5 separate regions of the Homo sapiens genome follow, and regions 1, 3, 4 and 5 are each linked to region 2. A link is a loop called in an ENCODE intact Hi-C map of the cell type or tissue named here. Cell type or tissue: heart right ventricle. All regions are shown on one strand.

Region 1 (5,000 bases), 380 kb before region 2:
GTTAACCGCTTCCCATCTCCTCCCTTGAAGTTATCTATCATCAAAAGGAGATATTTGATTGTTTGGTCTATGCATAGCTTCAAAGAGTTGTCGGATCAGATGTAGGGGAGGGGAGATTCAATTTCGATTTGGTTACTCACTTCTTAGAAGTGGAGGGCTACTTATTAAATATCTTTCCCTTAGTCAAGCAAAGTGTGGCAACATTAAAACAAAAGAATGTATTTGTTGATGAGTACAGGGCATTATCTATTTTCTTTATTCAACACAGTCCAAACCTAAAGATTTTCTGTAGTCTACAGAAAATAGTAAAATCTCCTCTTTTAAATCAAGATAATTAAAATATTTATTAATGCATTTTAATAAATATCATAGTATGGTGTTTGAGTGTTAAGAAATCAGCTGGCCCAGTTTAAGGTACCAGATGGGGAAGAAGTATATTGCGGGTCTGACACCAGGCCAAGGAATTTGGATTGTTGAGGTTTTTGAGCATGAAAATGACAGGTCCCCATAGTTAGTATGGAACTAAAGTGTAAGTGAGAGGGAGGGATTGAAAGGACTTCATGGCAACCTATATGCCAGTATGAATCGGCTGCTATGGATGGGGAAAAGTCAAAGAGGGGAAGAAAAAAAAAAGTCAAAAAGGAAAGAGGCCCAGCCTAGAGCTCTAGGTTAAGACACCCCCACAGAGAATTGCTAATAATTCATAAGCAAGTGAGTTATCTAAAGGAGAATCTTTAAAACAAGAGAATGGCAAGTTAAGGACTGAACCTTAGGAATGGAGTCAGGTGAGTAATGAAGTGAAGGAGAAGCAGAAAAGAGATCAAGAAGTTGGGAGGAATTACACAGTAGTGGAGCCTATACAACGAAGGTTGAAAGAAGACTTTGGTTTTCTCATTTCTTTTTCTTTTCTTGATTGTTTTCTTTGTAACCTCTGGTATACCACTGAGTGACTGGTGTTTTTCAGGATACATTAATTCCTACTCTCCTAGGGACTTCTCTTCCACTGTACACTCTGTGAACTGTCTGTAAAACTTTTGTGATAAAGGCTCCACAGATATGAATTGTTGAACCACACCTTATGCTGCATCTGCCTGCAGTTTGTTTGCATCCTTATTAGGTGGTTCTCTTTTCATAAGTGGTACAGTGGGATTTTTTTTCCAGTTAAATGGATAGAGAGTAATCAGAAAGAATTCTATAAACTATATGCAATTAAAACCCCTAAAGATAAAACTATTTAACTGTGACAAAATAAGATAAAACATAATCAAAATTTTAGGCAAACAAGTATTATGCATTTTTAGAGAGCATCCATAACCTAAACAAAATCTTGCTATATTATCTTTACACTAAATCAATTCTTAATAGCCTTAATTTGGATTTGATTATCTATTTTTACTCTTCCACTTATATATGGCACTTTGAGAGATTTTTATAGAAATAAGATTGTATTGCCTCCAGGCACAGCTGCTCTGCCACTCTGATTTGAAGTCAGAGTTAAATGTGAAGCTGGTTAGATATCTTTGAATTAGCATATTTTTCTAAGGGAGGCACACAAGATGGGCTTTGTTGTTGATATATCAAAACTTCATATATAGCCACCCCTCCCCCATCCCCAATCCACTCGATCTTGGGACACCTTGTTTCTTGACCTGCCTTTTCTCAAACAGCAAGAGTTTGTCTTTAGGCAGAATTAGGAAATTTCTAAGGTTTCCATTGGTGTCTACTGAGCACTAACTGCCTTAAGTCTTCTTTGGAAACAATGAAGACAACTCTATTGAAGTAGTAAATGTTGACAACTACCATTTTCATTTATTTTAACTGTATCTTATTTTAAAGTAGAAAGAGCATAAGGAACAATATATTAAAATAACTTGATTTTCTAAATGTCATTGGCCTATTTTTTGAGAGTATTTTTTGTTCTTTTCCTGATGAACTCATGCCTGACAAATAACCTAAGAAAGGGAGCTATTAAAATACTAATGGTTTTTGACACCCTTACACTTGGGCTTTCAAGCAGAATCAAATGCTACCTGTAGCTGTCAAAAGACTTAAATATTTTTTAAGGAGATTTTTTTAGGCTAGGAATGTAAAATAATTTGGATGATTTCACAGTTTATTCAAACATCAGTCTCTTATATTTACCATGTAGTCAAGCAAAAGGCAGAATGGACTCAGCAGGGCTCCTGCCTAGGTAAGGATGCCCTGTGGGTAGACAGGAAAGGCTTTTCTTATCTAATTTATAGTCAGGGCAGGACAACCTTTTGGCATAGTCATTATCAAACAGACTCTTAAGCATGAACAGGTTAGAAAAGTCTCAAGTAGTGAAGACTTCAAGTTGTTTTAAAAGGACATTTATGCAAGAAATAGCAAATGTCTTTCATTTAATGAGCATTCACAAATGTATGCTGAAGGCTGGAATAAATTTAGTGAGAAGGAGATAAAGAACTGTATTGTATAAGGAAAGTAATGTCCTTGACTTCCCTGAAATGGTTGTTATGATTAATATCTCTTGTTCTGCTTGTGTTCCATAGTGGACTATAATTATTATGATCTTTTTAAATCGTTTGCCCATTCTGAATCTCTCCCTTTTCTTATGGCAAAAGTTCAGAGTCTAAGTTTATAAGGAATCAATGGACAGACTTTAGAAGCTCCTTGAACTCTGTACTTTTGTTTTAAATTTTGTGTTTGGACTTAAAAAAAAAAACTGGTAAAAGGATATGTTGGTTTCCTCAAATTTCTCCCAAAATAAAAATCCCTTTTAAAAGAGGATTAAAGAATTACTTATTTTGTCGTTTGATTACTGATTTGTTACACATTGTCTCTGTTTCTATGTGTTGTGTAATTTTGCATTACTTAAAAGGGAAGCCATTTCTATGATATTAATAATTGTTTGCCATTTGAGAACTAAACTTTCATGGGCATGTCAAATTCTTGGTGAATCTACAGTTTTAGAGACAAATAAATTGTTTAACCTAAACAGTTACAATCCAACGAGGTGGTGCTACTGTGGAGGTTCACTGAGCATACAGAGGAAATGACGTCATGTGTACCTGGGATAGTCTTTGGTCTTACTGGATCTCTCAAGCTGGAAGGAGTGCAGGGCTCATCTGGGTCATACAACTTGGAAGGAGCAAGAAAGAGAAAGAGAAGCCAGAGGAGGAGCGTTCTCCCCTAGGAGCCACCAGTGACAAAGAAGTTGGGAAAGAATAGTCACCAAAGCCACATGTTCAGAAAGGCCAGGTACAAAAAGGATGGATAAGCACCCGAGCACAGATTGGACTGAAGGACTCGGGTATCACTGCTTACCTTGAGAAACGCAGTATTGGTAGAAACTGAAGCCAGGTAGCCTTGGCTGGAGGAGGAGTGGAGCTTTTTTTCTTTCTTTCTTTCTTTTTTTTTTTTTGAAAGCCTAGATATGAAGAAAAGAAAAAGTAGGAAAATAGCTGAACCAAATGGTTTGTGATTTAATGAGCATATTATGTTTCTTTGCCATTCATATGACAAAGGCTTTACTGTCTTTGTATTCTGAAAGGAAGTATTAATAGTTCTGGAGGTGTGGGGCTAAGACTTAGGGGAGCAGTAGCTTAGGTTAGGTTCCCGGGGAATGGGATATGAAAGCATAGGTGCAGAGCACCTGGACAGTTACAAAGGAAGGATGTTTGAACAGAAGTGGATGCAGACAGTAATTGAGGGAAAATTCTGAGCTCCCATCTGATAACACCTGTTTTCTCTGAGAATTAGGAGATAAGATCTCTTCCTTAAAGTCATAGTCTCTGGCTGGGGGAAGGAGGCAAGGTCATTGGGGCTGACAGATCTCTAGGGAATGTCAGAAGAAAGTGATCAGGGAGACACAAAATAATTTTTACATTAATGGCCCAGTTGCAGAGGGAGATGATTACTTATGTAGTGATAGTATAGTGTGTGAAATCCATGGTAAGAAAAGTAGCCAAGGTGCCTCCCGGGCCCTGTGAAAAAGGGCAAATGATCCCCAGCAGCCTAAAGGTTCTAAAAAGTAATCACCACGTGTGACCACAATGCTCAGGCAGTAGGCAGACTGGGTGTGCTATAGAGCACCAGCCAAGCAGAGTCATCAAATTTTCTGATAGGATAAGATATTTTGTGTTTTGAAAACTGTAGTAGTTACAGGAAAATAATGAAAACTCTTTTGGAACATAACAATGTGTGGTTCACCAGTGTTTCTGCTGTTGTATTCCATCTGTAGTAGGCATTATGGCAGGGATGGGGGACCCTACTGCAGCTGAGTTTCTTCCAGGCATGTGCCAACTGCATTATGTGTCTGAAATCTTTTCTAAGAAAACAACACTTGGTATTTATTTATAAGATACCATTGGATTTATATTTTACTTTATTTGCCCTCCTTAAAGGTCAGTTCCAAGTAGCCACAGATATGGAAACCACCTGTCAGTATTAAAAATAAATAATTTGCAAAATACCTTACACATAGTAGGTATTTAAAAAAAAATAGCAGTAGTTGTTTTTATTCAGTGACTATTTGTGAAAGCATAAAACTAGCCAGATTTTCAAATACTCTTTCTACAAGTGAATGGTCTGGCAGAGCAGTTTGACCTTGAAAAACAGTTCGGAGTCAGGTTTGGGCTTTGAGGTCAAACAGGTCTGGTTTAAATTCTTTACTTACTATCAGGGTGACTGTGGTTATTTGTCTTTAAGTTTTCTTTTCCTCAGCTATAAGAAGAGGAATTACACTATGTGTTTCATAGGCTGTTAGGAAGACTAAATGAAAGTGTATGAAGGTGCCCAGATTTGTGATGTAGTGCCTAGAATTGAGTAGCTACTCAATAAATTCAAAATACGCTGGCACTTTCTCATTCCTTCCCCTTCTTCACTTTCCTTCCATGATACATTTGCCAATAGAAAGTTATTGCAAATCCTTCAACAAGAATGGCACATAGAATGGATTTAGTAATTGGAGACATGGAAATTAATTTTCTTGCTATGAATAGTTCTTGGACTGTACTTAA
Region 2 (5,000 bases):
AATCTTCAGCAAAATGGTACTTGGAGATGGGGCCTTTGAGAGGTAATTAGGTTATGAGGATGAAGATCTCAGGAAGGAATTAGCGCATAAGAGACCTAAGGGAGCTTGCTTTCTCTCTTTACTCTCTGTTGTGTAAAATGAGAAGACAGCCATCTCCAAACCAGGAAACAAGCCCTCACCAGGCACCGGAAATGACAGCACCTTGATCTTGGAATTCCCAGACTCCAAAACTGTGAGAAATAAATTTCTGTTGTTTAAGCTGCTCAGTCTATGATATTGTTTTTTAATATGTATAGCAGCTGAACTGACTAAGACAAGTTTTTTTTTTAAGGCAGGGTATAATAAGAGGCTGAATGTAAGGTTTGGCCAGTGGTGTGAGTTAAAGGACATTTACACAAAAATAAGTACCTTGCTACTCATGCTTATTGCCCCCAGATGATTTATCAAGCCAAGTATATTCTTCACATTCTAGTAAGGATACAGTACTTGTTCCAGTACTATATGCATAGTAAACATATTTCATTTCATGGAAAGAAGAATTTTAAAATATCTTGCTATGTGCCACATGTGAAGCTCAGAATGTATGCCACTGATGAATTCAAATAGAGAGTACAATTTCCCCACACCCGGTTCATCAAATTTTCATTTTTTGTGTGTGTGACATCAGGTAACATAAGCTTTCTTTTGATTATGTCTCTCATTTTGCCCTCAGTATTTTTTTTAGATTCCTGAAATCAGAGAAGTTTACCATTAAGTGAGAAATCTAGCTATATTGGCATAAATCCTGAAGAAAGAATGAAAAAAAAATGGCATCATGCCATATCCTAATCATGATAGAGCTAAAATAGAGTAAATGGCAAGAGTGTAACTTAGAAGAAACATTGAAATGAAATGAATGACAGTAAATATATTTAAAAGTCATGACAGGCACATCAAAATAAGGATAATTTAGTACTAAGTCATCTTTATAAGGAAAAAACTCAAACATAAAATTTAACATTTAAGCAAAATCATTATTAGCCAAGTAAAAATTCAGTAAGAACACTAAAAACATATGCTTTACACATTTTAACTTTTCTTCTTAGGCTGATCTATAAGGTATGTCAATGATCCAGGTATTTTTAAATATCTAGGTGTTTGATACCATGTAGACAAAAACTGCAGACATTTGGCTCAATTTTCTATTTTCACCCGGCTATTTAGAATCATATAAATCATATAGAATCATATAAAATCATATATCTTATAAAATCATATAAATCATATAAATCATACAAAATCACACAGCATGAACTATCTTTTCAAATCGTATAAATTAGGCACAGACCATTTTCCTTGTAGGCAACATATAATAAAATCAGAGGAACGACCATAGAATCAACTAAAGATGATAGCTGTTTAATTATGAAAGATAATCATTGATTAGTTGATAGTTCTTTATACAATAAACATTTTTAAAGAAGTCCTTCTGTGGAAATTTACCTGGCAGATACTTGTGGCTGTCAAAGGGTGATAATATTTGGCTGATGGAAATAGACAAAGTACACAAGTAGCTTTAATGCAGGTAAAAGATAGTATTTATTGTACACAGATGGCCTCTTATTGTGGAGGTACAGCAACCCTCAGGGTTGAAGAATGATGATTTCCTGGACTTCAGATCCCCCTGAGGATGCCTGGTGGACCCTGGCAGCATGTAACTGGGATAAGAAGTGCTTCAAGCCTGCCCAAGAAGCTTTTTCATTTCTAAAGGGATTCCTTCTTGGTTTTTGCCAAGTTTTATGGAGTCTCTGGCTCCCTATTCACCTATCCCTAGTGTACTGTACTCCTGCATGTTAGCTGTGAGCCTGGCTAAACTGTAGACCAGCTTCCCAGGCATCTTATCCTCCTAGTAGGTCTATTCCTATAGGCTGTTACTAGTTCCACTAGTTCCTTCTACACACAGATGCACACACACACACACACACACACACACAGAGAAAGCTGGAAGAATTTGAATTTGTTACTAAAGCAAGAAGTACAAAATGGAAAAATCAGTCTAAGACTATAGAATGTTGTCAGTTTAATTGATTGAAGCCATCCTAATGATACCCAGGGTCTGTCAGTGGTTAGACTTGATCTGATGGGCAATAGGGAATCATTGTACATTCTTGAGGAAGGGAGAACTAAGATGAAAATGATGTTTGAGAAAAATACTGATGGATTCTTTATAGTGGCCTGGAGATGGGATAAATGGAAGAGAAGTAAAATAAGTGATATAGGCATGAGAAGCACAGGTTTGTCTACCTTTCTCTACTACCTTCAACAGTTTCAACAATTGGCTATGTTCCTAACTTGAGTCAGGAGCCTTTTATAGGTGATCTCACTGGGAGGTAAGATTTAAAGGGAAATGACTGGAGGCAATCAGGTAGAGCAAACCTGTCTGTTCTCTAAGGGGCCAGCAGACATGAATGTGGTGGCTAGATGTGGGGACAAGAGTTTCTTAGAGAGCTAAGTTAGCCTTAACAATCACAGAGGCTGAAAATATTTGAGAAATGCCTATATATAATGGGATGGTGAAGAACTGACTTAGCTTAGGATATAAGATTATCCCCAGGGGATCTTGGCATAGAGTCTAAAGAAGAGTCTAAGGAGGATATACAGCTCATCTGTGTCCGTCAGAGTACAGCCAGGACATAAAATACACACCTGTTATTTTAATAGAAGGAGTTTAAAATAAAGATTTTTAACTAGGAATTAAAGAAATGAAAAGGCAAAAAGAGAACACTAAGTATAACCCTAGGCCTGGAGGATGAGGGAAGAAGTTGAAATTATTAACACTTAGTGACTTGGAAGAGAGGCTCTGCAGAGCTGGTGAACCAGAGAGGTGAGATGAGGCTGGTCTTTAAGCGTTGGAAAAATTGCAAACTGGAATCAGCTATTCTACTGGAACAAACCAGTGTAAGGGTTGCTAGAGTGACATAGGAACAGGAAACTAAAATAAGAACAGAAAACCAAGACAGGAGCAAGACACAAACAGGAAGTGTTTGTGGTCCCTGCCTTTAGCCTAGCTGTCTCCCTCTGGTGCCCTCTAGTGACAATGCCTAACAGAACCTCTGGCAAAAGAAAAATAAGAGTCTCAGCCCTAGCATTACCAAAGGGAATATAGAAAAATGAGTTTGATGCTGAGACAATAGTCTAATAACGGGGCAGACATGCATATTCACTAGTTGGTAGGATGAGTGTCATGACTAGAGTGAAGTGACGAGAAGACACTCAGTCATGGACATTCTGGGACAGAACATAATTGAGACAAACAATGAGGTCAGAGCCTCTTCCCAAAGGAAGACTTATATCTTGAGAAAATCTAGAAGCTAGTGATAAATAATAATAATGCTATCAACAGCATTATTTCATGAGTTCTTTCTATGAGCTAGACAAAGTTACGGCCCATCTTATTTAATCTTCACAACAGTACTAAAATGGTAGGTAGATATTATTCTACCCATTTTGCAGATGTGGAAACAGGAGTCAGGCAGAAGAATATCTAGTATGGTTGATAGATCATGATTGAAACCCAAGTTTTTCTGATTCTATGGCCTAGGAACAAAAGTGTTACTTGGGTTTGACTCATGATTTTCAGCTTCATCAAATTGCTTAAAAATCACTATCAGGGATTGCTTTAGTAAATTTCAACTATCAGCATGGGAGAGTACGTATAGAAGAACATGGGGAAAATTAAAACTTGCGTTGAGAATAGAAGTGCCCATACAAAAAACATCTACAATTACATGTGAGGACTTTGTAGCAACCCTGTGCATGCTCCACAAATATTGTGTAATAAATATACCAGTGCTGGATACAGGTTAAGGTGGCAGATAGGAGGCAGGACTAGCTTGTAGCTCCTGCTCGGATGGACAGAGCAGCATGTAGAGACTCACGTCATGAACTTTTGCTCCAATAACTACCATAGGAACATACCAGTAAAGCAGAGAGAATCCAAAGACCCTTTGAGGGAACTAGATCACTGCTTCAGACTCCCTGAGATGCTGAAAAACTGTGAGTCTGCTTGCTTTCTCAGCAAGAAGGCTGGTGGTCTGGAGCAAGTTCTCAGACATGGTCACCTGCTGCCAGGAAGTAGACTCGGTGCTGTTGTGGGGGCACAGTGGGAGTGAGACTGGCCTTTAGGCTTTTGGGCTGCGTGGGGAGGAGGTGAGGCCTGTGACTGCTGGCTTTCTCTGGTGACCTGTATGACTCAGAAGAGGCAGCCATAATAGCCCTGAGAATATAACTCCATTGGCCTGAGAACCACACCTCCATCACCCATAGCAGCCGCAGCAAGCCTTGCCCGAGGAGAGACTGAGCTCAGACATGGCTAAACCTGCCCCGACCTGATGGTCTTTCTGTACCCACCTTGGTAGCTGAAGACAAAGGTCATAATCTCTTGGGTGCTCTATGACCCTGCCCACCGCCTGAGAAGCCTGAATACTTAACCAGGTGTCCTTAGGGCAAGTTTGCATCCTTCCTATGGGACCACAGCTGATGTGATCTTGAAAGTGCTACCTCCTGGCTGGAGGTCAACCAACACAAAACCAGCACACTAAACAAAAACACAGCCAAGGACCCTCACAGAGTCCACTCCACTTCCCTGCTACCTTCACTGGATCAAGTGCTGATATCCATGGCTGCAAGACCTGAAGACGATTCACATCACAGGACTCCTTGCAGACACTCCCCAGTACTAGCCTGGAGCCTGTTAGCTCTGCTGAGTGGCTAGAACCAGAAGAGCAAAACAAGCACTACAGTTTGGTTCTTAGGAAACCCCATTCCTAGGGGAAGGGTGAGAACACCACATCAAGGGATCACTCCCATGGGACAAAAGAATCTGAACAGCAGCTCTTGAATCTCAGGTCTTCCCTCTGACATAGTCTACCCAAATAAGAAGAAAGCAGAAAAACAAATCTATTAATATGACAAAACAGGATTCCTCAACACCCCCCAAAAATCATACTAGCCCACCAGCA
Region 3 (5,000 bases), 85 kb before region 2:
CTGGCCTTCCCAGGACATTATTGTTTTTCCAGATACCTGCACAACCTCTGCTTCTATGCTTTTGGGATGCTAGTATTCATCCACATCTTACTTGCCTCTATCCACAGAGCCCATACTCTCCACAAGCTTTTCTCAGATTTGTCTCTACCCTGCCCAACAATCAGAAACACTGTCTCCCTCTCTTGTTCTCCTCTTGCATTTTGGTTGGAAATCAATTTTCCAACTTAGTACTGTCTGCTGGACTGTACATATTGGATGTGTATCTGTCTCTACCAATGAACTGTGAACCTCCGGTGGAGAACATCCCATTCTGTACATTTTACCTTCTTCTGCCGCATTCTGCACAATTCCTACATAGAGCAACTATAAATAAAAGTTGAATTGAATAAAATTCACAAATTGTATAAAATCTCTTTTCTAGATGGATTTCTCTTGACTGGGTGAAACTTGCTGACATTCAGATAAATCTCTTCAACGTTCTTTCCTGAAAGGATGTCTTACTCCTTGGTAGTTAGGGATCGCTCCTGGGTGTTTTTAAAAGAGATTTTGACTTAGAAGATCTGTGAATGTGACTATGTGGGCTAAGCTTCTTAAAGGGGCAACCCAGCTGAGAATCACAAAAGAAAGCGGAGGCTGCTACTTTTGCCGACCGACCGTACAAGCTGGGTTTTTATTGTTGCTAATGAGAGCCACTCGTGTTGACTGTCTAACAGGAAGTACCTTAATCCTTTCTCATTAGACTTCTAAAATTAGCCTTGCTTTGCCCTGCTGGAAGAATCATGAAATGTGCTACCTTTTCAGATTTAGGTGGGATGATAGAATTGAAGGTCCATTCCTAGAAGCTGGACAGATATTCCTAGCTGGGCAGTATTAATGAATAAGCTTTTTGAATCAGAGTGACCTGGGCTCTAATTTTAGTGCTGCAATGTGGTAACTTTGTCATCTTGAACAAATTAGTTAGCCAGTTTGATTCTCGGTTTTCTCATCTTTTAATGGGGTAATCATACCGCTTTGAAGGAGTATTAAGATTAAATGGAAGAATGTGTATCAACAAATAATGGTGAATGTTATTGCAATCAGAGCTCTCGCATGTCACCAGCCAATCTTTCAGGGCTGTAAGGGAAAACTATTTCCTTCTCTCCACCAACTAAAGGAAAACTGTTTTTTTTTTTTCCTCTACTCTCTACTACCCTCAATACTTTACTTCTGACACCAGATGTGTGGGTTTTCCACACCAGGCAATTCTCCAATTCTCTGTAGACACCAACTGTGTGTCCTACAATTTAAGTCAATTCTGACACGATCTACTTGGAGATAGCATCAAATCCCACAGGTTACGGGATCAGTCCCATAAGACTGGCCAGGTGTGGTGGCTCACGCCTGTAATCCCAGCAGTTTGGGAGGCCGAGGCGGACAGATCACAGGGTCAGGAGATGGAGACCATCCTGGCTAACACGGTGAAACCCCATCTCTACTAAAAATACAAAAAATTACCTGGGCGTGGTGGTGGGCGCCTGTAGTCCCAGCTACTCGGGAGGCTGAGGCAGGAGAATGGCGTGAACCTGGGAGGTGGAGCTTGCTGTGAGCCGAGATTGTGCCACTGCGCTCCAGCCTGGGCGACAGAGCGAAACTCCGTCTCAAAAAAACAAACAAAACAAAACAAAACAAAAAAAACGGCCTCTACTTCAGGCCGCTGACAGGTCCAGGTTGTCACCTGTGTTTCTGACTGGCTGGTTATAAATCAGAGGGTCCTGTGACATCCTCCTTGGGTTTGATAATTTGCTAGAATGGCTCACAAAACTCAGGAAAACATTTATTTACATTTACCAGTTAACTCAAGAACAGCTAAATGGAAGAGATGCAAAGGACAAGGCATGAAGGAAGGAACACAGAGCTTCCATGCCCACTCTGGGCATGTCATCCTCCTTAATCACCAACCCAGAAGTTCTCTAAACCCTGTCCTTTTGAGTTTTCATAGACATTTCATTCTGTAGGCATGATTGATGAAATTATTGACCAGTGATGATCAATTCAGGCTTCAGCTCCTTGCCCCTCGGAGGTTAGGGGTAAAGTTCCAACCTTCTAATCACATGATTAATTCCTCTGGCATCTAGCCCCCATCCAGTGATTTTCTAGGGGCTTTTGAAAAATCACCTCATTAATATAAACTTGGGTGTGGTTGAAAGGGGCTTGGTATGCATAACAAGAAACACTCTGGAGCTATTTTAGGAACCTGGGACAAAAGACCAAATATTATAACCAAAGATACTTCCGTAACTCTTATCACTTAGGAAATTACTAGGATTTTAGGAGCTGTGTGTCAGAAATGAGAATACGGACCAAATATGTATTTCTCATTATAAATCACAGTATCACGGGACTTAAAGTCTATCATCAGTGTTTGTTGATCGCATCTCAACTATTAAAAGCTGGGATGAGAGAAGGGCTCTTGACACACAGGTTCTGGCTGCTGTGTTGTACCCACTCACTGCCCCCACTAGTGGCAGAGGCAGTAACTTCATCAGTGACTTGATTCTATTCCAAATCCATCAAAATTGAGACTTTTTAATCTTTTCTGGATCATGGACTTCTTTCAAAATCTAATGAAAACTATTAACCTTCTCCCAAGAAAAGAAATGCAGGTATTTATATAATTTTGCTTTTATTTTCTGGAGGTTGATGAGCCCCAAGGTAAAAACCACTGCTTCCTCTATGTGCTTACAAACTTCTGGTCCCTCATGAGGCGAGAAGCCAAGAATAACACAACGAAGTTGAATTGGCACAATTAAAGATTAGGAAAGTTAGTGCAAGGATGGAGAGAAGCACTCACTTCTCCCCCAATTCATTTTTCCTGCTCAGGAAAACCTAGAGCCAAGATTAAGACTTGAAGGGTAGAGGGAGAGTGGTTTGATAATCTTTCCTGTTATATTTTGCATTGGGAATTATGGTCATTTAATTGTATCTGTGCATTTTAGATGGTTTCTGATATAATACGTTAATCTCCACAAGGTTTGTGATAAAAATGAGTAATATCCCAATTTAGGAAAGTTACTCTGTTTTAGACATGGAAGGAAAGCTGCCCAAGCAGCAAAGTATACTGCTCTTGGTCCAGGTGGTAGATCTCTGTGCAGGGCTGACTTGCATTAACAAACATGAACACAGTAGATGTGGAAACATGTCCAGGCCTTGCTCATCAGTTCCCATTTTCATACTTCCTGAGTAGTCTGGGAAACGTGGAAGGACAGCATGAATTCAATTTAACAGTCCAATAAGTGCCAAAGAAATGATCACATCTCTGAAAATAAGTGTTTTAGACAAAATTTTTCAGATGGTAAAAAAAGACAAATCCTTTGTTTAGTAAACAGCAAACACTTGATACATTAATCATCCAGCTGACATTAAGTGTAATCAAAGGTTCCGTTTTAGTTCAAATACAACTTATGTTCCCCAATTAATTACTTACAGGACTACGTAGTTTGCATTTTAAAATAAATGTTCTGCTTCCCAGATGTCTTCTTATAGGCATGCTGTGACCCTTCTTAGAGAGGCAGATTCTCTTATCACAGTGATTTCAAGGCCTGCTGGGGTGTGAAAAAACTGATATGGTTTAAGTACCACCTGCCATATTGGACCTAATAAGGAATTTGTGGAGCTGGAATGCAGTTCCTACACTTAAGTAGGTTATATTCTTGGCAAAGAAGCTGTGAATTGAGATGATGTCATTCAAGTTTGATTTTTTCCAGAGAAACATTATTATAATGGAGTTGTCTTCCTGACCAAGGGTTAAGTTTTAGTGGATTCACAAAAATGAGGCTATCATACTGGTAAGGAACCTCAAAGGAAATGTGGGTCAGTCCTCTTTCCTGAGTCAAAAAAGTGTTATCCTCACTTTTTCAGATGAGACAAGTGAGATTTCTTTAGAGGCTGTGTTCTGCTAATATGCTAATTATGAGTAGGGATTTTGGAGGGTAAGGGTAGGATCTAGTACAGAGCCATCCAATAGAACTTTTTGCAATGATAAAAATGTTCTCTATCTGTCCTGTCCAATACAGTAATGTAGCCACATGTGGCTGTTGAGTGCTTTAAATGTGGCTAATGTGACTAGGATACTAACATTTAGATTTTATATAATTCTAATTAAATTTAAATATGTGTAGTTACATGTGAAGAGAAGAGGTAAATTGAATATAATTCCTGGCATTTGAAAGGCAAGGCCTACGTAACAAAGTGAAAAGTATAACCAAGAAAATAAAATCAGATGAGATAACTACCTTGCTGGCTGCATTGGTTATTTTAAAATGAAGTTTGTTTTTGTTTGTTTGCTTGTTTGTTTGTTTTAGACAGGGTCTCCCTCTGTTTTCCAGGCTGGAGTGCAGTGGTATGATCTTGGCTCACTGAACTTCCCCTCCTGGGTTCAAGTGATCCTCCTGCCTCGGCATCCTGAGTAGCTGGGATTATAGGCATAAGCCACCATGCTGGGCTAACTTTTGTATTTTTAGTAGAGATGGGGTTTTGCCATGTTGCTCAGGCTGGTCTTGAACTTCTGGCCTCAAGTGCATAATGAAGTTTAAGGATCATCAATCTGCTGGACAATACCAAGGAAAGTCTCAGAGGCATTTAAAAAAAATATTTATGGTATAAGGAAGGAAAAGCACACACACACAAATCCCAGGGATATGGACAAGTACTAAATAAAATATTTAAACTTAAACAAATGCTGTATTTAATGACAGAGTTAGGACACATTTAAAGAAAAATTTCCTAAGGGTAATGGAGGAAGTTGCCATGGAAAATTGTGGAATATACTTTGAAAAACAAAACCAAAAGCAGTTTTGGACTGTGGCTGGCCATAGGTCTAGAAGCAAAATTTATACTACTGTAATTCTTTCCACTTATTTGGTTCTTACTTTCAATTTTAACATATCTACTTTCTCTTAATTTTGATACAAAATACTTAACACGAGATCTGTCTTAGCAAATATTTAAGCATACATGACAAT
Region 4 (5,000 bases), 100 kb before region 2:
AACCTCAGCGTTCAGTAGTTGTGATGGAAACTGTATGGTCTGCAAACTTTTAATCTATTTACTATCTGTCCTCTTACAGAAAAATTTTTCTGACCCCAGTGTTAGAGGATTCTAAGAAAGCTATGAATCGGGTGGTGAAAGGGTAAAATAAAATAACCAGACAACTACCAGCAGGAGACATACGGTCTAAGGGAGGCAAGGAATGTGGCAGGCATGATTCTCCTTGCTCATTTTATGAAAACAAATGACCAGATAAGCAACAGTCCTGGAATTGTTACACAGATGGGTCCTGATGGTGCCGCTTATGCAGCTCGCTGAAACTCTTTCTCAGAGGGTTGTTTTACACAGCCTTGGCCTCCCACCCATCTGCTGCCACACCTCTCAGTCCTTTCAAGTATTATCTAGAGAGATCCAATTGTCAGACACTGAGAACAAAGCATGAGTCTCAGCTTTATTAGGGATTTCCCCTCCTATAATATTTCATACAAAGCCTCATTCACACCCAATATGAAGGCAGTGCTGCTTTTAAAAACCATTTCACATTTTTAAACCAATTCTGTTAAGCATGACTTCAGCTGTCACTTCTTGTTATTTTTGGAGAAGCTTGATGCTCGAAGGTTTGAAACGTCCCGTCCATTTGTTCAGTGGGCTTCTGATAACTATCCCTGCCCACTGGGTATGAAGTTGACACTAATTAAGCAGCTGACTGCCTTAACGATAGAGTATATTAGAACAGGCCACGATGCCATGTAGTTATAATTGTTCTTACAATGTCTGGATACTTGGTGCTTACTATTCTAGAAAACCCAGGACTTCCAAACTGGTGAGATTTTATTATTGCTGCAAATGATGAGTGCAGAGAGAATTTGGGAATGAATGAATGTTGATAGTGGGCTCAAGGCTGTCCGCACTGCAGACGTAGTCTGTAAACCCCCTAGAATCAAGAGAGAAGCAGGCTTTTTAAACCCTTGCTACATAAGCCTTGTTATCGCTCAAATAGACCACTTGAGATGGAAGTACAGACAGATTTGGTGCTGATGACAGCTCACCAGGACCCAGCTCTCCATTCAGGTACATTGATATGCATATTCACTCTACTGGAAAAAAAATCATCTCCTCTTCTACCCTGGGACACGGCTTTTGTAGGCTCCGGAATCTGCTATTTTATACCCACCTGCTGGTACAATATAAGCAGCTGCAATAGGCATCAAGCTATGAAAAGCTCTGAGGAGCACTATTGCAGTGCGAATTGCTTCCTTGCTCTGCACTGTTTGGTGATTGTAAGATGGATTGCCAGATTAGCACAGACACACAGTATTTGTGTAGGTAACTGGGAGGGTGATTTTTCCCTGCTTCTCCTACCAGCTATTTCTTACCAGTCCCTTTGCCACCTATAAAAAATTGGGTATTTGCTAATGTTTCTTAGTGGAAATTCAAAGGCCGGAATCACTAACTCAAGCCCACAGTAATACCACTCTGTTTCTTTCTGCCCTCAAACTGCCACATAAGAGCCTCTGATGCTACTGGCCAAAGAGGCCACTAGCCTATGCAATTGCTGGCTCACAGAAGCTTCCAGGACAGCAATTCTCTGTTCTTAATGTTTTATGTCACCAACTAACTAAACATAGCCACCTTTCCCAAATGCAGAAAGTTGTTTCCAAAACACAAAAAGTTGACCCCCCAAAAAAAAAAAAAGTTACAGATAACTCAGAGGTGTGGAGGCTGTCTCATGCTTTGGGAGACTTGTGCAGCCGTGTGGGTAATCTATGTTAACATCTTGTCTTCAAGATGCTGACCTCACTTTGGTTCAGACATTCTAGGAAAGGATTCATTTCTTCTCCATTTCAAAGCTGTTTATCTGGCTTAGAAAATAGCTGTTTTAAACAGAAGCCTTTACACTTGTCTGAGTAAATTCTGTTCCAATTTTTGTTTTGGCCATAAGTCAAAGATAACAGCTGTGCGCTTGTGGGTTCACTGAACTCTACGTGCTTGTTGGCTGCATCACCGACCAGAGGGAATAACCAATAATTAGAACATTTCAGGTCATCTTGGGAAGAACAGAGTTTTCTCTTGTTTGGAAAGGTGGTGTGACCTCCCTCTGATTTTCCCAAATGTGGATCTTTTGGTGACTGAGTGTAGAGCTCAATATACAAGCCTGGACTCATCACCACTGTGTCCTCCCTTTCCCAAAATATTGCCTGATAAATGGAAGCTTAAAACCATATTTACTGTTTTTCAGCTTAACTCTTGCTCTGCAACAGGCCTGGGCCATGATAATAAGCAAAAATACTTGTGCATTCCTAGCACATCAGCATTTCTGATCACAATGATTTGTGACTCAGGCCTTGAAAGCTGTGGGGTTTCTCCCTAGTTGAATCAATACAAGTTTACATAAATATATGTTTCTGTTTTTCTTTCATTCTTGATTCAGCATTCATGTTTACTATCTGGTAACTACAGACAGTGGGAGCATGGGGGCAAGGGAGAAGTCGAGCAAATAGAGAGATGATTCAGAAGAAATTATTTGGGTGGGTTCTAATGTCTTAACTGATTATGACTTTTTTTCTTGTGAAGAGTAATGTGTTAGAATTTTCATTTCAAAAGATAAAATTTATTCTATATATCTAAAGAATATAACTGCTCATCTATTACACTGAGTATATACTACTATAGCCATGCCTACAGTAGGAAGTGTTCTTGTATCAGGGTATTTGGTGTGCTAGATAGAGCCTTTCATATTGGAGATATGTATCCTAAAGCATTATTAATCCAATAGTGACATAGAGGCTGGATTGCTACTGATGCAAGCAGTATTTGTTCTATATTTAAAATCTTCCTGAGTCAAGGAGACAAAGTTGGCAAGAGATATGGTGATTGTTTTTTGCTCAGTTTTATGTCATGACAGGGAAACCTTTCACTTTCACTTGAATAACCACAAGGATGAAGGAGAGGCCACCTTTTCAAAGATTCACCTGCAAGACAGTTTCTGTTATTAAGCAAGGACTCATTACTGATCTGCTCTCACTCTGCTGTAGAATGTGGCCTGGGCTGCTTTCGGTGACTGAATTGTTTGTGAAATGTAAAAATGCACCTGGCTGAGGTAGAACATGGGGTCTGAAATTTAGACCCCCCTACTTCTGTTCAACAAACTCTTGGCCCACAGGGCTGCTCAGGGTTGGAGTGGGAAGACAACAGGTTTTTCCTAGATTGCCCACATTTTCCATATTGACTAATGGCATCTCTGAGCATGTTTAGGCTTCTTGGTGTCAGTTTGAACCCAAGACATTTTACTTTAATCATCCCTGATTTCCTTACCCTTAAATCCTGTTTCAATATGGAAATAAATGAATTATTGATAAATGAAAGTAAATCAATAATTATTGGTTAATATGGATACATTTTCTGTGACTGGTTTCACTTAGGTAAAGGCTGCCTAGATATAGAGATTTCTGTGGAATATCCACATATTTTTCATTTATTTTGTTAGGAAGACTTTAAATAACATTTTATATTCAAAGGGAAAAATTATAACTAATTTGAAGTTTATGTGATTATATTCTATCAAGCTGTTAGTCAGTATAGGATCGTTTAAATAGATTCTTGAAGTGTGACCTGGGTTAGGATGGATATTGATTGGTAACAAAAAATCTTGCCCAGGAAGTCATGATAAGAAAATATCAGTAGTTGGCTGGGCGCAGTGGCTCATGCCTGTAATCCCAGCACTTTGGGAGGCCAAGGCGGGCGGATCACCTGAAGTTGGGAGTTCGAGACCAGCCCGACCAACATGAAGAAACCCGTCTCTACTAAAAATATATAATTAACCAGGCGTGGTGGCGGGTGCCTGTAATCCCAGTTACTCAGGAGGCTGAGGCGGAGAATCCCTTGACACCCGGGAGGCGGAGGTTGTGGTGAGCTGAGATCGTGCCATTGCACTCCAGCCTGGGCAACAAGAGTGAAACTTCATCTCAAAAAAAAAAAAAAAAGAAAAGAAAAACAAAATCAGTAGCATACTCCCATCCCTGAAGGTATGTATTCAAAGTGCTGTGCCCACCACAGCCATTGTGTCCCTGCAGGCAGCTTCCTAAACTGGTCCTAAGAAGGACTCTGAATAAGCCGGAACTGTTTAAAACTTTCTCCAAAGATGGAATGTGTGAGTTCAACTAGAGGAGACTGAGAAACACTCATCTTCCTGAAACAAGACAAAAATATGTCGCCACACTTCTGGGTCACATTTCCTGTCTGCTTGGAGCATCCCTCTAGGATTGAAGGAACAAAGAGGGGTGGTAGGGAAAATCCATTGAATCTCAGAGATGCCTGTGCTTGCAAATTATTTTCAGTGTGAAGATTTAGAATCTGGGGAAAGACAGGAAAGTGTGCAGCAGGGATTTTTTTTTCCACCTCAGCATTTCTTGCAATGGACTGATTGGTGTGAGAAATTAGCTGTCCTGCTGAGAGTTAGGTGTAGCATCATAAAGAGTACTTCAGGGAAGCCTTTGTTTCTAGCATATTGGTCTTTAAACTGTGGGCCCTCTCCAGTAGTTTTCCTGATTACCTTCATCATGTTGTCACACAGGGGGTGTAGAAAACAGATTGCAGATCTCTATCTACTAATACACTTAATCTGATTAATTTTTATGCTAGTGCCTTTTCTCTTTTATTCCTCAAAGTGCCTTTTCTCTTTTATTCCTCAAAGTGCCTTTATCTCCTTCATCTGTGACACTACCACATAGGTGCTCATTTAACAATGAAAAAGAGCCTCCAGAATGTCTCCTTCTGTTGTGTGAACTTAAATAAATCTAATGATTTTAGCAGAACAGATCCCCTCCTAACACACAGGAATAAATCATGATTCAGTTTTCTAGGGACCAAAAAAGAAAACCGTAGACTTTTCTATTAAAGAAACAAGCCAATTTTCTTACACTTCTGAAGCTAGATATTATTAGTGATTATTACTATTATTATACTCATTTAATTCCTATATTGAAGCCATTTTTTCTGAC
Region 5 (5,000 bases), 140 kb before region 2:
TTATTAGATTCTCCTCTATAAATGTCTTAGTACAGAACCTGGCATTTTGCTAAGTTTTTTTAATCCCCCCAAAGGATGTGAATTATCTAGGCAAAAATGTTTATAGAGGTAAATGAGAACCAGATAGTTTATAAATAGAATAAGAAAGGGAGCCAGGGAGGGAAGGAAGAAGGGGAGGGGAGTGGGAAAGGATCAGGGGGAAGAAGAGGGAGAGTGTGAGAGGGAGTGAGAGAGAGGAAAAGATTGGAGAAAGAAAAATCTGCCCAGCACAAGCTGGTGCCTTGCAGTAGTCTGACATGATACTGGGTAGTAGAAGGATCTGGCAGGATAAGATTCTTCTACTGTAGATGAAGCAGGAAGCTCTGAAACTTTCCAATTTCTTTAGAACAACATGGGATAGATCCTATAGTTCTTCTATTGTCCCAAGGACTAGGACCTGACATATAAGGAACAACCACAGAACCATTCACTTGTAATAGTAAAATTGAATTTTAATTCTTGTTCTATTTTATAAATGCACAATTTATTGAACAAAATGATCAATGCACTCCACAATGCATTGTAAATATTTCTATAGGCAGTTGTAAAGGATATTATCTCTTGAGACAAGTGCTTCTGGTATTTTCTATAAATGTGGCTGGGGTCAAGACCTGTTGGTCTTGACTCACTGGTATTTTATGCTGTTACAGGAAGTCTGGGGCAGGTGGGGGATGGCTTAGTAAACATTAGTTCTTTCTGAATCAACAGGAATATTGAACGTGATATCTGAATACTCAGGTTAGAATGTTATTTCACTTCTGTCAGTCTCCCATTAGCAGCGACTGATTGCAATAAGCTCTAGATTTTCAGAAGTACTATATGGAAAATGCCATAAATCAGAAATTAAGACGAAGTGCAATTTGACAAAAGTACATTACAATTAGCATTAACTTTATTGATTGGTCTATAACAGAGAACTGTTTACCAATGCAATCTAGATGCATCTGCTCTTCTATAACTGCTTATTTAGGTGGAAGTTTATGAGTTTTCTATGCAAAGTGTCTTGCCTTAAATCTCTTTTTCTTTCATGCTAGTAAATAGAAGTAAGAAGCTTTCTCCCTTATAAATACAGACCAGAAAGAGGTCGATAGAATGCCAGTTCTATGTTTTTCAAGATTAATAGATGTTAATAAAATGAAGTGATAAAATTGCTAATTGGATTCAGAAGGTAGAACTGTGGCAAGAAATACTTTTTAAAGGGTTTTTAAAAATTGTGATTTTTATTGGAAGGAGGTGGATGGGAAGATACTCCTTATGTTGGGATCTGGAATGGCCTAATTATCTTTGGAAAGTCCCTGTTTTACTTAATTCTGTATTCATATCTTCCTTACAGTACTCAGTTTTCTTAGATTTTCTTCTCTCTTGCAAAATGAGAGGGTTCAAAATTACTTAATTTCAATTGATGCCATTGTCTCTGGAAAGCTGCAAAAAGGCATCAGACAGCAATTATGCATTTACTATTTTATTGTTAGTGTCATGTACCTTCCAAATGGAACTGCTACAAATAAACATTTCATATTTGTCAGCCTTCACAATGTTACGGTGGTAATATCAACTGGGTCTACCTTTGTACATGGGTGTATATCTGTACATATGTCTTTCTAGAAAAGAATATTCAGTACATGCTTGGAGAAATTTTAATAAAAAATAGTTATAACATCTAAGAGTACAAGAAAACACACGTTTAGTTTTAGGCCTATTGCAGAGATAATTTGAGGCCTAAAAATTGTAAGCCTTTCATTAACACATTTATTTGTAGAGAAAATTTGTCTCTGAATATATAGTGGATTGAAAATTCCTGGACAGTGAATGAGTCATATGTCTTGGTATTTGCCGTAGCAACTAATAAGCCTGAGTAATTTACCTGGTAATCTGTAATCTTGCTTCAAAAAAGTATTTAAGGTAGATTACTGTAGAAGCCACACATAGAGTTGCAAAAGACAAAAGAAAAGAATTAAAATCTTTTAGGAAAGAGAATGACATTCTCCAACCTGGGCTAATATTGAATTCTGCAATTTTAGCTTTGAGTTTCCTGGAAAATAAGACAAGAAGTAAAACATGATGGATAAATATTTATCATTATCAAATGTAAGAAAGTAAGTCATTTTGACAAGAACAACAAGCTTTTACTGATAAAAGAATGTGAAATGAATTCATATGGAACTGTAGAAGGAGAATATTGAGCTACATGAAGTGTAGCTTGAAGACCAGATTTTTAAAAAGCGGAAATGTTTTTGGTATAAATATTTCTTATATTGATATTTGAAAAAAAAACTCTGCCTGCTTAATATTAAAATATAAGTCAGCAGTCATCATGAACAAAAATGTTACGTGGAAAGATTGTCATATCCTAGAAATTAGATGGCGGCCTAGAGAGTTACATAAACAAAGAATAGCTGGAAAGAGTTCAGCATAGCAAAAGCAGCTACAAAAATAAACTCGGGCAAAAGCTGTGCTGAACAAAAGCTTCACCCTGGCAAGCCGCCAAGGGAAGTTACTCAAACTGGGCAGAGCCTTTCCTGAGAAACCTCTGCCTCCTGGTCGGGAAGTTTTCCCTTGAAATCCTAAGCTTTTCTGGTCGTTTTATCTAAGAATTCTGCCTAGAGTAACAGTTATTAGGTTCTACCTCACTTAGCATACTGTGATCTTGACATCAGGGCAAGGAGCTCGCTCTTATCTCAGTGCATCTGCACAGTCAACTTCCTCAGTTACAAACCCCTCCTACCTACCCTCAGCCCCTGCTGGGCCCAGTATCTACTTAACAGTTCACACGTAGCCTCTGCTTAACTACTGCTTCCTTCAGGAAGTCTTCCCAAATCTGAGTAAGTTGTCCCCAGGTCGGTGATTCTCATGCCTGGCTGCACATCAGTATCACCTTGTATGCATTTGAAATACACCAAGGCCCAGGCTCCACTTTTGGTAATTTAGACCAGGAAGTTCTGCTTTAATTATTCTGGGTGAGGCACAGACGTAGATAGTCGTGAAAGTTCCCCAGGTGATTCTTTTTCCTTTTTTTTTTTCAGAGCCAGCACACTGGACCCAGCTGATTCTAAGGAGCAGGTGATACTAAGAACCTCTATTCTGCATTATCTATTAGCTCTCTGCATTTCCCGGTCATAACACTTACCAATTCAATTTAATGCAATATTAATTTATTGAGCATCTGCTACGTGTAAAGGATAACTTGGTGAATAATTAGTGAATAAAACATACAGGATCACTATGTTTATAAAGCTTACAGAAGACTAGCGCAGTGAATACTGAGCCAGTTCTTTGTAAATGCAATGAGTATTTAAAGAGGAACATTACAGAGTACAATGTACTCTGTATTCTGTAACCAAAAAAAGGTAGTCTACTGCAGCAGGTTGAGTCATCTTTTGCAATTTTTTTTTCCTTAGGGTCTCACTGTTGCCGAGGCTGAAGTGCAGTAGTATGATCTTGGCTCACTGCAGCCTTGACCTTCTGAGCCTCCTGAGTAGCTGGGACCACAGGCGTGCACACCGTGCTTGGCTAATTTTTGTATTTTTAGTAGAGATGAGGTTTCAGCATGTTGCCCAAGCTGGTCTTGAACTTCTGAACTCAAGCAATCTGCCCACCTCAGCCTCCCAAAGTGCTGGGATTATAGGTGTCAACCACCGTGCCTGGCCCATCTTTTGCAATTCTTGACACCAACCCTATATTAGAATTATACATCTATATCTTTTATCATGTGACTTTGCAGTACTTTCCTACAACAGGCCTTTCCTGCACTATTGACATTGAGCTTGGTCATGGGACTTGCTTTGGCCAATGGAAAGTTAATGGACATCATGGGGCAGAGGCTTCTAATGTATTTGACATTTTGTGCTCTAGCGATCCACCAGGCAGAGAGCATGCTCTGAGAAGCCTGTGCCCCAGAATTAACACACAAGTGTCTTTGACCTGAACCCAACTCACAGTGAGGAACTATGCCCAGAGAAACTTCAGTCTGAAGTAGAACCTCCCACTGGAGCCTAGCCAAGATCAAGCAAAGTATAGAGAACCTGCAGACCCATGGGCATGAGAATGAATGCTTGTAAGCCACTGACATTTGGGATGGTTATATAGCATTACTGTGGCAACAGCTAACTAATACATGAGGCTGGGGCTCAGACCACATTGCATTTGCCTAAATAAGCCATGTTTACTTTATCTTGTTCATCATTGTATTTCTTATTCCTATTACACTGTGTGATATGTAGCAGGTGCAAAAAATGTGTATTGAAGGAATACAAATATGGTTTCTGACCCCAGCGATCTCACAGGATAGTGTATGAGACAGTTCTGTGAACTGTTATAATGTGAAGTGATAAATGCAGTAATAGAAGAGCTATGATAGCATGGAGGTAAGAAGTCTTCAAGTCTGGTGTTACCTACACCAGGGAAAAGTGTCAAAAAAACAAAGCACCCATATTTGAATATAATAAGAGCTACTTATTTTGTCCATCAGAAGTTTTTATTAAACTTGCTGGTATAAGGTGGGCTACTTTGGAAGTCATATAAAAAGACTTATAGTTCCTGCCATGACTTAATAAATTATATGTTCAAACATTTTCAATATATGCACAGAATAACACGAGATATATAGAATCTACATTGCACACAAGAAAAAGGTCAATGGGCTTACAGCTGGGGTCTAGTGAATGAAATTCCAGAGAGTTATAGACTGGAATATGTGTTTATTCTGAAAAGGCACATTGTGGCTTTATAAATCAAAGTGAGAACTCATCAGAAATTGCACAGTGAAGGATAAGGAGTGGGTGAAGATGAAAGTGCAAGATGCACCTACTCCCTGTTTTCAACTGTGCACTATAAATAAACGTCCTCCCCAAATCACCAGTGACCAACAACTGTCTTCCTTCTTCTGACTACTTCACTCAGTCCCTTTCACACATGGCCCTGTGAGAGCTTATGGATTTATAATTTGATCAAGGTTAGAAACG

What was found. Hi-C counts contacts between places; a loop is a spot of excess contacts. Peaks named below come from ENCODE experiments on the same cell type or tissue, not always from the same donor. Only the 100,000 strongest peaks of a DNase experiment are listed, where the experiment ranks them.
Region 1: it touches region 2 in a loop (5-fold over the local background); 36 of 110 quality-filtered maps call a loop at or near these places.
Region 3: a loop joins it to region 2, with 2.7 times the contacts of the local background. A loop is called at or near these places in 9 of 110 quality-filtered maps.
Region 4: a loop joins it to region 2, with 11 times the contacts of the local background. A loop is called at or near these places in 4 of 110 quality-filtered maps.
Region 5: it touches region 2 in a loop (3-fold over the local background); 5 of 110 quality-filtered maps call a loop at or near these places.

What each region holds. Positions count from the first base shown.
Region 1 is chr13:59,765,192-59,770,191 of GRCh38, reverse strand. The region is part of intron 27 of DIAPH3 (diaphanous related formin 3); the gene reads left to right. Among named protein-coding and RNA genes, the nearest start is that of DIAPH3-AS1, 250 kb to the left of the region's middle. In heart right ventricle, no CTCF peak of the experiment used is centred here; no DNase peak of the experiment used is centred here.
Region 2 is chr13:59,389,880-59,394,879 of GRCh38, reverse strand. No RefSeq gene overlaps it. Among named protein-coding and RNA genes, the nearest start is that of DIAPH3-AS1, 620 kb to the left of the region's middle. RefSeq lists an enhancer at 2,959-3,068. In heart right ventricle, CTCF peaks have their summits at 2,871 and 3,081 (motif pointing left); a DNase peak (open chromatin) is centred at 3,038; H3K27ac peaks cover 2,418 bases.
Region 3 is chr13:59,474,711-59,479,710 of GRCh38, reverse strand. No RefSeq gene overlaps it. Among named protein-coding and RNA genes, the nearest start is that of DIAPH3-AS1, 540 kb to the left of the region's middle. RefSeq lists an enhancer at 363-1,180. In heart right ventricle, a CTCF peak has its summit at 2,515; a DNase peak (open chromatin) is centred at 3,132; H3K27ac peaks cover 4,486 bases.
Region 4 is chr13:59,491,638-59,496,637 of GRCh38, reverse strand. All of the region lies in intron 4 of LOC107984625 (a long non-coding RNA gene), which reads left to right. Among named protein-coding and RNA genes, the nearest start is that of DIAPH3-AS1, 520 kb to the left of the region's middle. In heart right ventricle, no CTCF peak of the experiment used is centred here; a DNase peak (open chromatin) is centred at 1,997; H3K27ac peaks cover 2,654 bases.
Region 5 is chr13:59,529,451-59,534,450 of GRCh38, reverse strand. It overlaps LOC107984625 (a long non-coding RNA gene), which reads left to right. Exons shown (of 5, transcript XR_001749886.2): 2 at 3,063-3,099. Among named protein-coding and RNA genes, the nearest start is that of DIAPH3-AS1, 480 kb to the left of the region's middle. In heart right ventricle, no CTCF peak of the experiment used is centred here; a DNase peak (open chromatin) is centred at 2,520; H3K27ac peaks cover 4,432 bases.